Regions from separate parts of the Mus musculus genome. Here region 2 is linked to region 1. The links are chromatin loops, found by intact Hi-C in ENCODE. Cell type or tissue: heart. All regions are shown on one strand. Links, peaks and the distances in the headings refer to the core of each region. The heading gives the core; the rest is flanking DNA. Region 1 overlaps Mir100hg (Mir100 Mirlet7a-2 Mir125b-1 cluster host gene). Region 2 overlaps Mir100hg (Mir100 Mirlet7a-2 Mir125b-1 cluster host gene).

Region 1 (8,338 bases), core at 222-8,221:
GCATGATAAAGTTTGAATTGGATGCCTGTTTAGAGAGAGGCAACAAGCAAGCCGCCTTAAAAGGAAGGAAAAGGGCATTGGCCCCCAGTCTGGTGGGGGACAGTGTCTTGACCTCTTCTCAAAGGAAGTCTTATGTACAGACCCAGGTGCTGTTGAGGGGGGAGAGAGGGGGCAAAAGGAGATAAAAGGCTTTCTGGAGACCCTCTGACCTCAGCCCTCCCACGGGAAATGAGCAAGGAGGCTGCTGGCTGGCAGACAAGCAGGTGTACCCTTAAGAAGCCATGGAGATTAGCTGGGGCTTATCCAAACCTCTGCAGGAGGCAAATCTCTCCTGGCTCCCCCAGGAGACTCCGGTACTCACTCTTCTGGCATCAAATAAGCCAGACGCAGAATGGATGTCAACTTGGCCTTTTGTGAATCCAGAGACCCCTGAGCGAGCATCTGGACACCATCAGACTCACCAGGGCCCCAAAGATAGTGAGCACTTGGAGAGATGTCAAAGGAAAGGAAAAGAGGGAGAAAAAGAAAAGCTGAAAGCCAGGGTCACAGACAGATGAAGCCTCATGCACACACGTGACTGGATCTCCGTCTCAGACACAATTGTTTCCTGCCCAAATCGGACCAAGTGCAGTGTTCTTAAAAGTATGACTTCCCTACTGAGAATAAGTGCCACCAGCAAGGGTAAAACTCAGCCCTCAAAGGATGAGGGATCTCTTTGGGTGGGTGGGGAGTCCTAAAAGAAATAAACAAATGAACAATTTCAACATTGAGACTACAGGAAAACAGATCCCCATTCCACAGAGAACATGTCAACCTGGCATCATGTTCAAGTCCACGGATATCCCGGATAGTGTGTCAGCTCTAGACTCGGTGGAAAAACACCGGTTCTGCTGTGTGTAACATCAGCTGTGTGACCTTGAGCAAGTGGGATAAACTCTCTGAGAATCAAGCATCCCATCCCAACAATGTCTCCCCCAAAGGATTGTCTGGGCATTGATAGTTTATATAAGCATCTATGATAGTATCTGCCACTTAGGAAGAAAGAAAAAGTTCTTCACTCTCTCCTAAGGAAAAGAGAATATATTGTATAAGAGATGCTCTACCTGTTACATAAAAACAGATGTAAAACAGAGTAGAAAATCCCATCCTTTCCCTGTTGATTTACTTGCTCATTATTGCTATGTGATTGACACCATAAAAATGGCCTAGTTGTTGCCTCAGAAGGCCCCAGTGATTGCCATGGTGAAAGGAATCCATCCCACAGATAGCAGATCTATGTGGGAGATGATAACTTCAGCTGCCTTTCAAATATGATTGAAAATCACCAAGGAAACGTGGTGGACATGGGATTTGAGCATGAGCTAGCACCCATGGTCTGAGCTAACTCTGTAGCTGTGTTAGCTGAGCCTCCATCACTATGCCAAAATGCTTGACACAACCAACTTTTAAGGGGAAAGATTTATTTCGGCTCATGAGTTTACAAGTGTCAGTTCTGGTTTTTTGGGTCTGTTGCTTCAAAGTACATCATGGCAGAACCCTGTGGCAGAAGATACTTACTCATATCATCCCTACCAAAGGGCACAGTCTCAATGTCTCCTCCATGGACATAGCCCCAATGACCTAACTTTCTTCCACTTGACCCTACCTCCCTCCTAAAGGTTCTATCTCCTCCCAGTAGGACCACAGGCTGCCAGGCCAGCCATTAGCACACAGACCTTTGGAAGACACTCAGGATAGAAACTATAACAGGAGTGAGTTCTCTTGTTTTCAACTATTCTGTGTCCATGTACAAGACAATTTGCTCTGGAGTGGCTTAAAGTTCAATGTCTCCAACTTAATAGCAACAGCAAGTACAATGGTAATTGTATTCTGCTTTCGACCTCCACCAGCCCTTATGGGGGGGGGGTGAAGATCGTAACTCAGAATGCCAAGTCATAGACTTCTCTCCATGTAGCTCTCCATCATTCTTGGAAGTAGGAAGGTTCCTTTAAGAAGCCAAATTGTGTTGAGTCCTAGATTTGGTTCTTCCCAGAGATGGTTGAATTTTTACTCTTCTTAAACTTGACCTATCACCCAGCCCTTAAGTTTCTGTGATCTTGGAAGTGGAAGGAAGTACTTATTCAAACCTCCCCCTCTCACTTTATACAGAAAATAGAGAGAGGTTCAAAGAAGTGAATAGCTTCCCCAAGGCCATGAGACTGATGTGCCTAACACTCCACTCAATACTTCCTTCCCTAGTGGTCAGGCAGGGTTTTAGGTTTGTGTAGATGAAAGACACAGTCTTCCTGAAAAGGTATTGTCATCACCACAGGCCCGAGTGCACGGGTCCCATGATGAAGGAACTCCGAGCCAGGTGTAACAATAGCAGAGGGATCAGCACAAATGCCCAAACAGCCTACTGAGCATCCCTGGGGGAAATAAATAAATAGCATACAAAAGTTATCCTTTTAATTCAAAGAGTTATCTGGGATCCTCAATGGTAGTCAAAGTTCATGAAACTACTGTGGTGATTATGAAGATGGAAAAATTATTATTTGACTTACACTCGTAATAGCCTCTGGTTGCAGAAAGGATTCCTGTCTCCTGGAAGAGACATGGTGAATAAGGTCAACTGAAGTTGTTTGGTTTTGGAAACATTATCTTGTTGGAGAAAACACTTACTCTTTGCACTTAGGAGCTCCTGGTGGTCTCAGTTGGTCAGCAATAGTGAAACTCTCCTGAAACATCACAGCCTCGGGAAGATGAGGTCAGTCCATTGCAGGATTCACTAAGAGTGAACAGAGAAAGCTGAGTTACCTGGAGTAGGGGTACAATGACTGCACCACGGTCCCAACATTCACCCATGTCATCTCACACGTGGGTGCCCTTAACAAGCTGGGTTTTGTCCCCAGTATTTAACAAACTCCCTTGAATATCTTCTTTACTTGAATATACTTCTTTGAGTGCTGTACTGGGTTTAGGGAGCCAGCAACCTCTGCCTGAACTCTTCATCCTAGAGTATGGGAAGCCATTAACAAAAAGTTTTCAAGACCACAACATATGAGACATTTTGGGCTGGTGTGACTGCATTAATGGAAACACACATTTCTCCCTGAACATTACTGTCAGATGAGACAGTGAAACCCACAGGAATGAGAAGGAAAGCAAGTGTCCCACCCGAGACTATACACACTTCACTTGCTATTCCCCGATGCCTCATCTCCGAACTTGGGTGTAGCCCAAAGCTGAGGCTGAGATCACACAAGCTCCCACTTCTGTTCGTGCTGTGAGCCTCCCAAAGGAGCATTCCCTATCCCCTGGCTTCAGAGGACACAAACCTTCCTTTGATCAGGAAGGCAAGCAGCCAGGCCATGCAAACAGCAAAGGCGATCAACACCAGCATCTGGACTGCAAGGTTGACTGTATTGTCTTCACGAATTAAAAATGACACATCGCAAAGATTACACGGCTCTGGTAGACCTCATGGCCTGCCTGACATGCTGGTTCAGTCTAAATCACGGACTCATTCAGACACCCAAACAAATTAACACATGTTTCTTGATGATACAAAATTGCATCTGTGTGTGTGTGTGTGTGTGTGTGTTCAAACCACTATACAAACACATCATCAATTAAATATTTATCAGACTTCCACTGACCTATGAAAGTCATCATCCACTAGCCCTCAGAGCACCATGGCTGGCTGGTTTTAAAAGCTAGCTTGCAGCTTTGGTCAGTGGAACACATTAGACCTTTCTCTGTGAAAAGCTCTTTCTATCTTTTGAACCGGATCCACACCCTGGGCTGAATGAAGCTTTTAGAACCAGTGAGAACCAGATGGCCCTCCGAGATCATTTTTGAATGTTTGGATCTGAGTCATTTGTATGCAGAAGGTTTCACAAAATAGCAATCTGGGTGGCAGGCTCCAGGCTGGGTCCAGCTTTCCAGACAGCCCATCTTTGCCTACAATTGAGAAGACAATATTGTAAGGTTCCATAAAAATATTGCAACATTTATCTATATGTGTAGCATCAAATAAATGAAGTGTACTTGTCAGGCTGCTATTTCTATGGGAGGTCTCACAGCTCCGCCTTCTCTCCCCTCCTCCCCCACCCCATTCCTTTTGCTTGTTTCCATTCCACCTATAGGGTTTTGTTTTGTTTTGTTTAAATCACAGGCATAGAGCCAGCATTGTGAACCAGCCAGCAGAGGGTACTACGTTACTGGTGCAATAATCCAAGCCACAACAAACACGGAGCTGAGAACATTTAGATGAATTAAAATGGGCTCCACTCAAATTGTGCTCTGGGAGTTCCTCGTTTACAAAGGAAAGGCTGTGGGATGGAAGATATGAGAAGGAGCAGATCCACAAGGTCTGCTCATCCATAAGGAAAGGCGAGGGTCTTAGTCTGAGAGCAGACCAAGGGGTGGAGCACACTCAAGTTCAAAAAGGGGGACGTGATCCAAACTAAGAGGTACGCTTACAGTCATTTACTGTAGAGGAAAACAACTAACTTATATTAACACAGATATAAGCAGAGGGATATTATCGCAATCTTATTTCCAGTCACTCCAAGCTGGAAGGAATCAGAATGCCCCGTAATCCACGAATGGAAGACCAAGAACAGTGTTGTTACATGCGGAACACTATGGAGCTACAAAAGCGAGGAAGTTCTAGCTGGATGAGGATGTGGTAACTTATGACTGTAATCCCAACACTCAAGATGCTGAGACAGGGGATTAATGCTAGTTCAACACTGATGTGGATGGCATAGTAAGGATCTGATCGAATAATAATGAAAAGAGTTACTGACAGAGCAATACGGATGAGCCTAAAGGACATTGTATTGAGTGGAGGACGCCATCCACCCACCCCACCCCCACTCCCTGCCAAGTGTCACCTTCTAATTCCGTTAATACACTACTCTCAGCAAACTTGGGGCTCTAAAGACAGGACATGGCAGAGGTATGTGAGTACAAAGCAGTGGTATGGGAAAACATTTAGGATGGCAAATGTTCTGCTATGAGTGATGATTCCAAACAGGAATTAAAATCATAGACCCACACACCCAAGAAAATTAATTTCTTTATATGCTAGTTTTAGAAGTAAAAGATTTTAAAGAAAAAATATGTGTTTAAGATGACTGCTATAAATATACATATGTATACACATACATATACATGCACATGCACACACACACACACACACACACACACACACACACACACACACACACACACACACCCTGACACAACTGTGAGCAGTATAGGATAAGCGGATACATGAGAAGTCTGGAGAGTGGGGGAAGGAAGCTGTTAACTCAATGGTAGACTGCTTCTCTGCCTGGCACATGCAAGAATCTGTTTTCAATTTTGCTTTGAAAGTGGGGAGAGGATGCTGTGGGTAAAGTGCATTTGTGGTCATCTCCAAAAATATGCAGAAAGACCAAACATAGAAGGTCGGGGTGAAACTGAACCCAATAGACCAGGTTAGCAAGAACCAGGTAAGATGAGACTCCACATGGCAGATTGGTATATATGCATAGTAGGGCTTCACTGCCTCCAGCAGCTCAGGCTGAAGGGACCAGATGAGCCATCTGGCTCCACATGGTGGTGACACAGCCATGGCTAACAATCATTACTGGTACCATATCAGGGTCTGCCCAGCTTAGAACCGACATCCATGAGAGTATGAAATATTCTCTAGGGATTTCTCTCCCCAGCTTACTGGGGGAAAAAAAAAGGCTCACTAGCTCTGGGCAGGAACTCAGGTGAGAGGCCAAGTAGCCAGAGAAAAACTGACCAATCCTTGTGAGAAGTTTATCATCCCCAGACCCTTGTTATGTCTCGAAGCTCATCTGTTATCTAGCTTGGGATAGCATTTCCTCTTATCCAGGGCAGTTATCAGCCTGTGGGCTACAATCCCCACAGGGTTCACGTATCAGATATCTTACATAACAGACATCTACATTACCATTCATAACAGCAGCAAAATTATAGTTATGAAGTAGCAATGAAATAATTTTATGGTTGGAGGTCAACACAGCATGAGGAACTGTATTAAAGGGTCTCAGTGTTAAGAAGGTTGAGAACCACTGCTCCTATCTGTCCTAAGAGGACATGACTATATTTGACATCTTTAAGGAATAAAATAGGTGATTCCTCCATACCTCCACACCATTGGCATCCACATTCAATTCACCACGTCCCTTGGCCTTTTAGTACTTGCTAGGATTGTTTTGGGATGAATTGCTTATCAATTCTCGCATTGGCTTTCTCCATTAGCCATCTCTTAATCACTGAAAAAAAAAAAGTCCAGGAATTTTTGCCTATTAATCCCCTCCAATGCCTATTCATGGTTTTTATTTCCATCTAATTCTAGGGAGCTCGGAGGCAGGAGGACTGACGTATACCCATGTATGTGGAGCTCTCAGATCCCACGATCTGATCTGAGATCTGGTTGAGAAGCTGAGATCCCACTCTGCTTCTAACTACATGCAAGACTTTGAATCTCTTCCTCTTTCTCTTTATTTCCTCTACAATGTGAACTGGTTAGTTCAGAAGACCTTCAGAGGGGCTTTTGAATCTGACATTACTCTCCTGTGTTCAATTCTAAGCATTCGTGGGAAACCATTAAGTTGATGCACACAAGAACTAATAATTTCAGTTTAACTCAAGATTTCTGAGATTTCTACTCCTTTGGAGATACATAAGAGCCAGAATGCAACTAAAATAATAAAGGAAAAAATAACAACCTTAAAATGCATGTGGTAGCACAAACAGCCCCTGATAACCCAAGCAAAACATGAATGAAAACATCCACGAAACGGCTCCACATTCAATAAATAAGCACAGTGAAGATTAATAATAAACAATAGTTATTATATACAGGTATAAGCATAAGAGTAATTAACCACTAGGAAGTTAAAATATTTTTAAATCAAATTAAATTGGAGAAAGAGCAGATCCTACCTTAAAGGACATTTATCCTAACCAATCAGAACAAGACTCTGAGTAAAGGATTTGTGTGATATTCTACTAACTGGAACCACTTGAGACTTTTATTTAACCTCTCAGAATCTATTTCATCTACAAATTGAGGTAATAATGACTCTGGCTGTAAGTAAGGGGTAAATGGCAGAATACTTAGTTTTATTATTCAGTCACTTGTATCATTCCTGCTCTATTGAAGTGTTTGAACCTTTTTGGCCATTTATCTCCATCATAACCCTCCCCCATCTGCTGAGGTAACACTCCCCTAGTGCTGTAAGAAGCAAATCTAGTTCACCCTTCCAGGAACACTTCTCTGTCCCCACCAGCACAGCTGTCCATTGCCTCTGGGTTTCTGCTGCCATTGATGAACACTTATCTGTACTGCTTCACAACTGACTTGGACATCTGTGCTTTTAAGTGCTTCAAAAGTCCAACATTCTATATGGTACAGTCAATCTACCGTCCAAGACCACTTATCCAGCAGAGCCCAGAATCTTATGCGGAGCCCTGATTCTCTTCTTAGATTCATCTTGGTCACATCAACTGGATATTTAAGTATTTACAACGTTTCCTCTCCATAACAACATTCTCCAGCCGTCCTGCTTGCTGATTCTTGTCCATCTTCTCAGATCCAGCTTTCCTTACCACCATCATCATGCCTAACTTAAGCATCCCTGATGACATCGTTTAACATCAGACTTGGAATGATGACGTATTAGCAAGCTTTACCAAAATATCCCTGCTTACTTCCTCACCACCTCCTATCATATCAGGTGCTCAGGTAGAGAAGACAAAAGCTAGAAGATGAAAACATCTTTGGATATATGTACACACTTCTCATTTTGTTCTGAGATGTTGCCCACCCTTAACGAATACTGCTTCTTAATCTTTTCCTCTACAGCCTGCTCTCCTACCCAAGTCGCTTTCCAAAGTCTCCATTTCCTTCCATTTACCACCAGCTACAGCCAAACCAAAAGAGATTCCCCTTCCCTTAAACACACCACCGACTTTCACAAGTCCATGCTTCGCATCTTGTCTTTATGTCCTCTCAGAATCCCTTGTTTTCATCTCCCTCTCTCCTTGCCTTCAATACTTACATCCAACACTACCTCTCTTGAAGCCTGACTAATTCCTAGTCCCTTCCAGATGGGTCCATCTCTGATCTCTCTAAGTCTCCACACCACTTTGCTCACCGGGTTCTACTTCTGTGGGCTTGCTGGACTCTCAAAGGTATAAAGATTTATACTTCAGACTCCTGGGTAAGATTTCATGTTTCTATCATGGTGTACTGTCTATGCCACCCCTGTATGTGGTATGTTTAAGGTCTTGCATGTCTTCTAAACTAGACCACGATATCTTCAAATAT
Region 2 (8,338 bases), core at 48-8,047, 48 kb before region 1:
ATCTCCCTACCTTCTTCCTATCCCGTTACCCTTCTCTTCTTCACAAGGAAGCCACATAGACTTCAAATATAGTCGCTTTATGATATCTTACTCATATTTTCAAACAGATTCCGTATCATCAAGAAGAAAACCAAGTCTGCCCGTTGTATATAGGCAATGGGGCCATATGCTTTGCATTTATTTGTTTTAGCTTTATATTTATAAGATAAAATACTACTGCCAAATGTTCCTTGTGCACCACAATATAAAGTTGTCCCTCGGTATACACCAAAGACTCATTCCAGAAACCGTAAAGACACTTGGAGGCCCACGTTTTTATGTGAATGAGACAATATTTGTCTCATGACATGAATCTAGCTAATAAGCTCATTTCATCTAGGTGTAGTTGTTGCACATTCTCCTCTATACCCTGAATCCTCTCTTGATCACATATGATTCCCCATGTGATGTACCATGGTCACACTGAGTTATTTTGAACAACAGAAATCTATTCCACTTCACTAGTGTTGCCTTTCTAACCCAAACTTTCTATCCATACTTGTTTGAATCCTCAGGTCTGCATCTTTAAGGTCAGGTGTGTTTATAAGATTGGATCCACTGGAACTAGACAGTTACAGACAGTTGTTGTCTTAGTTAGGGTTTCCATTGCTGTGAAGAGACACCATGACCAAGACAACTCTTACAAAAGACAACATTTAATTGGGGTTGGCTTACAGGTTCTGAGGCCCAGTCCATTTTCATTATGGTGGGAAACATGTCAGCATCCAGGCAGAAGTGAGTCTAGAGGAGCCAAAAGTTCTACATCTTAATCCTAAGGTAGCCAGGAAAAGACTGTCTTCCAGGCAGCTAGGAGGAGAGTCTCAACCCCACCCCCCCACCCCCAGTGAAACACTTCTTCCAACAAGGCCCACCTACTTCAACAAGGCCACACCCCAATAGTGACACTCCCTGCGCCAAGCATATTCAAAGCACCACAGTTGTTAACTGCCATATGGATTTTGGAAACTAAACCTCTAAACCTGGCTCCTCTGCAAGAGTACTTGTAAGCTCTGAGCCCTCTCTCCAGCTGGAGTTTAAGATTCAAACAGCAGCCTGCATGATCTCCATGCTAAGCTTTCATCACAGCCATCTGATGCTGAGTCATCATATATCTATGACATTTGAAACTCGTGAACACTTTATCACAGTGACAAACACTGTGGATCACTTAGAAGCAAGACTATGGTCCTACAGTCCTGTGGATGGGTATTAAAAACCCCAAAGAGACTCCGGATCAAGTCCTGGCTGCTTCTTTCCACCAGTTTCTCAATCAGCCTCACCTGCCATTTGCTTAGTTGGGCAGTCAGGGTCTGTTTACACTTTGACAGAGAAGGTTTCTTAGACTCTATAGCCTCAGGTTTGGATTTTAAGTTCACAGAGCACTTTTTTCTTCTACTGTGCTTCAAAATGCCAATTCCTCTATTCCCTAGAAGATATAAACATATGCCACTTTCTGGAGATGATTTCACATCCATGGGATGCTGATTTCACTTTGATTGTGTGTGTGTATGTGTGTGTGTGTGTGTGTTATGTTCCTGTGTGATGCATATACATCTGCATAGATGTAGCTGTCCCTATGCCTTGGCACATGTGCAGAAGTCAGAGGAAAACTCAGCAGGCAGTCTCTGTCTTTTGCCCTGATGGAGGTATGTTCTCCTAGGTATTTTTTTCTCCTATACATGCCAGGCTAGCTGGCCAACTTTCTGGGACTTTTCTGATTCCATCTCCTGCCTCGCATTTGAGACTTAGGATTAGAGATGTTTCTGCTGTGCATTCATCTTTTTACATGAGTCCTTGGGATCCGAACTTGGTTTTAATGCTTATGCAGTGAATGCTTTTACATACCGGGCCATCTCTCTAGCATGCCAGTCTTACTAATAGTGTATGTCAAGTTTCAATAATAGATTTACTTGTAATATAAAATACATAAATAAGTTCAAACTGTTAGTACATAGTTTATATTCTGATATAATTCAATAATGAGTGATATTTGCTGTGTGGAAATATTCCTCTAAATTTCATGGTATCTTTGAGAATCATGCTCATGTTAACTAACCAACTTCATGTTTACTTTCAAAGAATGTACCTTTGTCAGTAACCCCCAGGTTTTTATCATTTTTCTTTGTTAAGAAGTGAGTTCTGTATGAGAAAGAAAGCAAACTGATGAAATCGGCCTCCTCCAAAAAATATAACAATGATAGATCTCCCATGCCAATACAACACCAAATTGCCAAATGAATCAAGACAAAAGCATAGCTACCAAGAAGATGCACAGTTTCATCTCAGTTGTCCAAAGCAAAACCCAGTAATTCATGAGCTCTGGGATGGGGTCAGCAAACCAATGCCTTTCAGTCATCCGTTCAACAAGTGTGTATGCTGCTCTCAATTCACTGCCGTCAGTATGCAGGGGCACGCCCTTTGAGAAGCTCCCCATTGCTTATGAAGGTGTATGAAAACAGACGTTCAGTTGGACTTTACGCTAAGGCATTCCAGCCCTTGGATATCTGTCTATACACAGACTGTCCTCCACAGAGCCACCAGAGGTGTGAGAGAACAGCACAGTGAAGGAACAGCAGTGGCTGTTCCTTTAACACAGTCCTCAGAAAGAGTGCCATTGTGTGATTTGTCAGGAATCAGTATTTTTTAATTTTTAATTATTTAGAAAATTATGTTTTCATGTGTGTGAGAGAGAGTGTAGGTCTATACAGTGAGCATTGTGGCCACAGAGACCAGAAGTGGGCATTCAATCCCCTAAAGATAGAGTCACTTGTGAGCTCAACACATTGGTTCCAGGAATCAAACCTGGGTCCTTTTTGTAACAGTGGCATGCGCTCTAGAGCCATCTCTAAGCCTGGGAGATAATTTTTCTTAAGATGACACAAAGCCTCGAGACATGATAGCCAGATGCTGCCATGTTCACGTTTTCATAGTTTACAAACTTCCTTCTGTTTTTTGTATGTGTGAGCTGCAATCATATGGCTCCCAGGGATAGCTTTAGGGCTGCTTTTTTGGTGCAATCTTATTCTTGAGCATTCTGAGAGTCTTGATCATAGAAGCGACTCATTGAGGAAGCACAGAACTTCTCACTAGTAGGAATACTTGCCATCTTGTAAAGTTGTGTGTCACTGAAGAGAACTATTTGAAGACAAGTAATACAGCTCATCTTTCTATTTCATAGGTAGAGACACTGAGACCAAAAAAAAAAAAAAAAAAAAAAAAAAGACAAAATAGCTTATCCAGAATCCTTAAAAATAAATATCACCAAGCTGGATCTAGTTTTGTTTGTTTGTTTGTTTGTTTTTGTTTGTTTGGGGTTTTTTGTTTTGTTTATGTGATCTCCAAGAGATTTCTCTCCTGCCAGACTTCTCTCAGCAGCAGAGCCCAGTGCTATCTCCCTAAAGCAAACGTTCCCATCTATTTCAGGCATGAGAGTAGGCCAAACTGGGTCTGAGCCACTCAGAGCCATTTGTCAGGGCTACTCTCCCACTACACAGTGCCAAGCTGGCATCTGGTTCTGGGCCCTAGCACTTATGCTCTCGTAATTAAAGAGCTGACGTATCCAAACAACCATAACTTAAGTGCTTCATGGTCAGCGAGTAGAGGCCAAATGTGGAAGAGAGTGTTGACTCATTAGGTTAGAAGGGGCCAGTTTATAAATTTCCAGCCTTGTTTGTCTCTCATGACAGGTACATAAATGCTGAAATTGCTACAGATGGCTTCTTATAAAATTGAGCTCCAAATAGTCACCAACTTGAGGCAAGGTGAACAAGACCTGTTTTATTCTACTCTGGCTAGATGGTACTGTTTGGAGGCCAGTGAGTTTGGAGTCAGTTTCAGTCTTGAGACTGGTCTTGCTTACTCAGTGGGATGTGCCAGAACCAGTGTGGTGAGAAAAACCCTTTGTGGTTCTTCATGAAACACCATAACAACCTTGCTGATGTCACAGAGTGTGCAGATGACTCTCTGAACTCTCTTCTCAGAACAACTACCCACCCCAAGAGGCCACACTGCAGATCTGTAGGCAAAAACTGCAAGATTTCCTACAGCTTCAGCTAAGACTCACTGGTGTTCTCCAGTGTGTTAGTGGTTGTTTGTTTGTTTGTTTGTTTTATTTTGCTTTTTGTCTAGGCTCCACCCCACGGTTACCTGGCAACAGCCAGGTATGCCTGATTCACTATAAAAGGGTTGCTTGCCCTCCCACCCCCCTCTCTTGTTTCTGCTCTGTCCCCTTGTTCTTGCTCCCCCTCCCTCCCCATTTCCCTTCCCCTTCTCTCTCCATGTGCTCATGGGTAGCCTCTATTCCTCCTCTCTCTCTCTCCTCTCTCTCTCTCTCTCTCTCTCTCTCTCTCTCTCTCTCTCTCTCTCTCTCTCTCTCTCTCCCTCTCTCTCTCCCTCTCTCCCTCTCTCTCTCTTCCTTTCTCTGTCTCCACCACACTCTCAAATCCCCTCCCCCTGCCCTGAATAAAATCTATTCTATACTATGCCATCGTTGTGTGGCTGGTGCCTCAGGGGAAGGGATGCCTCAGTCTGGGCCCACAGAAACACCCCCTTCCCCCACACCTGACTGCACACCCACCAAACATATTCCTTCTCTATTTTTTCTAAAACACAACACAGTACACAGTCTGATTTTTTTCTGGACTAACAAGTTTCATTTCTTCCTAAAACAATGTATAGTCTTGCTACTTAAAGTATGGCCAAGAGCATAGCAATCTCTGTGAATTTTTCTGACATACAGAATCCCCTACTTCATATACTCAGACTCACTTCATGGGAACATGCATTTTAAATAGATCCTTGGATGATTCTGAATGCATATTAAACTTGAAAAACACTGATCTAAGCATTAAAAATTTTGCACTGTAGCGTTATCTATAGCTCTGTCCATATTCACCACCTAAGTCTGAGGTATTTACATAAAGAAAAGAGTCCAATGCAATCCAGAACTCCCTTTAAGTAAATTCCAGCTTTACCCTTGCAGTTTTATCCCTTCTGTTATTCCCTCTACTATATTTTGTAGCAGAGTTTGATTTGATCATTAGTGGAGTCTTCAAGGGAGGGGGTAAATATTTCAGATTATAATAATTGCTAGTCACCATGTTGGGTATTAAGAAATCACTCCTTCACTTGTACACGCAGTTTGCCAACGAGCTCTTCTGGGTTTACTTTCTGAATTTTCTAATCCTAGTTGATATTCTCATCATTTATGGCATGGTCATTGAAATGTTCTTTCATCTTTATTAATAGACATCTATCTGTGTGGCATGTTGTTCTTATCCAATGCATTGTCCAAATGGTCTTAAGGAAGAACATTCTGAAAAGCAAATCAGATCTTCAGGCCTTGTTTCTTAAGATGTAACATCCCACAGAGGCAGTCCTTTAAGTATGTCCTGAAAGCTTTTTTTATAGTGGTACATTTTCTTACCTGCTTAATCCAACTTCCTCTACTCTCCTACTTTCACTCCAGTCCATAGCACATACTTTGTCTCCTCCTTGAGCAAGGCTGCCTCTATAATGAGCAATAATGTTTGCCCTTTCCTCTCAGATAATTTTGTTTCTTCTAAGACTATGTAACTCTTCCTATCACTGAGTTTTAAGCTAGACTGAGCAACAGTACAAGAGCCTGTCTCCAAACAAAACTCTTTTTAACTTCTTGAGTGACAGATATTCTGGAGTTATAACAAGTGTGTGTGTGTGTGTGTGTGTATAGTTAGACTACATGTGCACATGTGGGGATACATAAGTAGATGCCAGAGATTGATGTCAGATATATTCTCAATCAATCTTCATTTTGAGGGGGGAGGGAATGGCTTTCCTACTGAACCTAGAGCTCACTGATTGGCTAGATTGGCTAGCCAAAAGCCCCAGGGATCCTCCTGTCTTTGTTTTCCCAGTCCTCAGATCTTAGGTGCACACCATCATTTTCAGCCTCTTATGTGTGTGATAGAGTTCTGAACTCAGGTCTGCACAATTTGTACAGCAAGCATTCCATGAAGAAGGGAAACTCCTTGAGACATAGACATTAAGGGGAAGCGAAACATTCTATCCTACAGGAAAACTCCTTAAGCTTAAGATGAAAACAACTCAATGGCTCCAGGAAGTTCCTGAATCTGACCAGATTCCCCAGACCCCTCTCTTCCTAAACATATGTAAGTTGTAGTGGCCCCTGAGACTCACTCTTAAGATACCTGCACTGCTTGGAAGAGACTGAGACCAACCAAGACAGCTCCCCCTCCCCAGCCTGCTGAGCTGTCTGTAGGCTGTGCAGTGTGTTCCAGGTATCCAGCTTTCATGAGCTGTTCCTCACCTTGGGGTGGACTTCTGTTGATTTCTGCCCCTTAAGTAACCCTTTATCCAGATTCCTGAAAAGTATCCCTGTGAACTCAAGGGCTCTCTAATTGACTTTGGTAATAGATGTATTTTGGTCCCTCCTTGATTCCATATCTGAGATATTCCCATTTACACAGGAATAGTGTCGTACAATATAGCCCAGTTTTCTACTTCAGAAATCAAGCTACATTCATATTCTGTGTCTCATCTCCATTCATCATTTGTGAGGTCTAAAACACACCTTATATTCATTTTTATTGAAAACAATAATTGGAGTTTTATTTTACATAAACACGACCTTATCATATACCAGATGACATTCTGGAAATTGTACATGGATTTACAGGTTTAAACTTTGCTATTCTCTCCTAGGTACTGGATACAGGCTGTAGATGAGAAAAGCATCAGCACAGAAAACATCTGCAGGGTGTCTTGCTTTCTGCCATTACAACTTCTAACTCTAGAATTCATACCTTGGACAGACAATTGCCTTATCTTTCAAGTGTTACACCCTTACCTATTCTAGCTAGGTCTGAACCCCTGTCACAAAGTTCTCCTGTACTTTGTCTATTGCTGCTCCTCATTGCAGCCCTGAATAGGAGAGATAAAATAACTATAAGATGATTTACTGTTTCTCATTAGATATGAATATTTAATTAATGCTGATATGAAGACTAATACTACAGGGTATATAAAATGCCTTATGGTGACAACCACTTATAACATATAAATGCGAATTACAGTCTGAAGATTAGGAGTGATTTTAAAGGATTGATTATAGACTTCTCTCAGATATCCAGGCTCCATAAATGCTCTGTGCACTACAAGATGCTCATTAACACACTGAGCAGCTACAAAGAGTAAGAAACGTCACTGTAGGAGAAAATTCCCGGAAACACCAGGGTTAGGTTTTTCTTTCCTCCTAAGTGCCCTTCCCCACAAAGAGATCGCTCTCTCAAATTTACCAAGTTCAGATACAGATCCTTGAAATTTCAGATTCTTGGTTTTGAGATAACTGTCAAGATAATGTTTACTGGGCCTGGGAAGATGGCTTATCAGTTAAGAGCACTTCCTGCTCCTGAAGAAGACTGATCATTTCAGCTCCCAGAACCCACATCACACAGCTCACAACTGCCTGTAACACCAGATCTTGGGGATTCCACAGTCTCTTTCTGCCTCTTTCAGCACTCGCAATCATGAACACACACACTCTCTCTCACACACATACACACACTGCGGAGGGAGGGGGGCAGTAATAAATATACTAAAAATAATTCTCTTTTTAAAGAAAAAAGAAGCAGCTTAGCATAGAGCCCATCCTCTTGTCAGTTCTGTTAGCAGGCAGGACAGACACCTTTACAAAAATGTGGTCCGAAGCCTTCTAGTTCTACCACAGATTGCACCCACGGACATGAAGGTTCTTAGATGGGTGTGCGTAGCACCATCCTCTGGGAAACTCAAGAATTGCAAACTAGATGCCAGGGATGTCTGACCTGGGAATCCATCAATCCGGAACCCTTGCGCTTACAAAGCTGAATCTGATTAAGAAATGATGCTAAATCTGATATGTAAAATTGCGAGTTCTAATTAGGGAGCAGGGAGGCAGAAGAAGAGGCTAAAATAATAGTGAGGGTGTCTGAAGAAAGTCATAAGAAATTATAATATTAACTAGTCGCCTTAAAATCCCTACAATACATGTGTATAACTATACATATATAGTTTTGGGTTTTTTTTTTTTATCATTTTGGCTGACAATGCTCTTCCCAATAGCCAAAAACCACCTAAAAAAACACACCAACACTAGGCATGAAAAGCTATCTTTTGAGTTTTTGGTCAGGGTTGTTAAAGAGACTCTCAAAACATTACAGGCTATTGTTGCCCTTGGTTGTCCTCAGTGGTAAATTCTGTTCCAATAATGTTAGGAAACGTAAACAAGATACTGAGAATTCAAACCAAAAGAATTAGGATC

Evidence for each region. Peaks named below come from ENCODE experiments on the same cell type or tissue, not always from the same donor. Only the 100,000 strongest peaks of a DNase experiment are listed, where the experiment ranks them.
Region 2: a loop joins it to region 1, with 1.9 times the contacts of the local background. A loop is called at or near these places in 4 of 42 quality-filtered maps.

The regions. Positions count from the first base shown.
Region 1 is chr9:41,387,623-41,395,960 of GRCm38, reverse strand. It overlaps Mir100hg (Mir100 Mirlet7a-2 Mir125b-1 cluster host gene), which reads right to left. Exons shown (of 5, transcript NR_131928.1): 2 at 2,662-2,767. Among named protein-coding and RNA genes, the nearest start is that of Mir100hg, 15 kb to the right of the region's middle. In heart, for the core only: a CTCF peak has its summit at 4,183 (motif pointing right); no DNase peak of the experiment used is centred there; H3K27ac peaks cover 162 bases.
Region 2 is chr9:41,435,353-41,443,690 of GRCm38, reverse strand. All of the region lies in intron 3 of Mir100hg (Mir100 Mirlet7a-2 Mir125b-1 cluster host gene), which reads right to left. Among named protein-coding and RNA genes, the nearest start is that of Mir100hg, 63 kb to the right of the region's middle. In heart, for the core only: a CTCF peak has its summit at 7,826; a DNase peak (open chromatin) is centred at 3,520.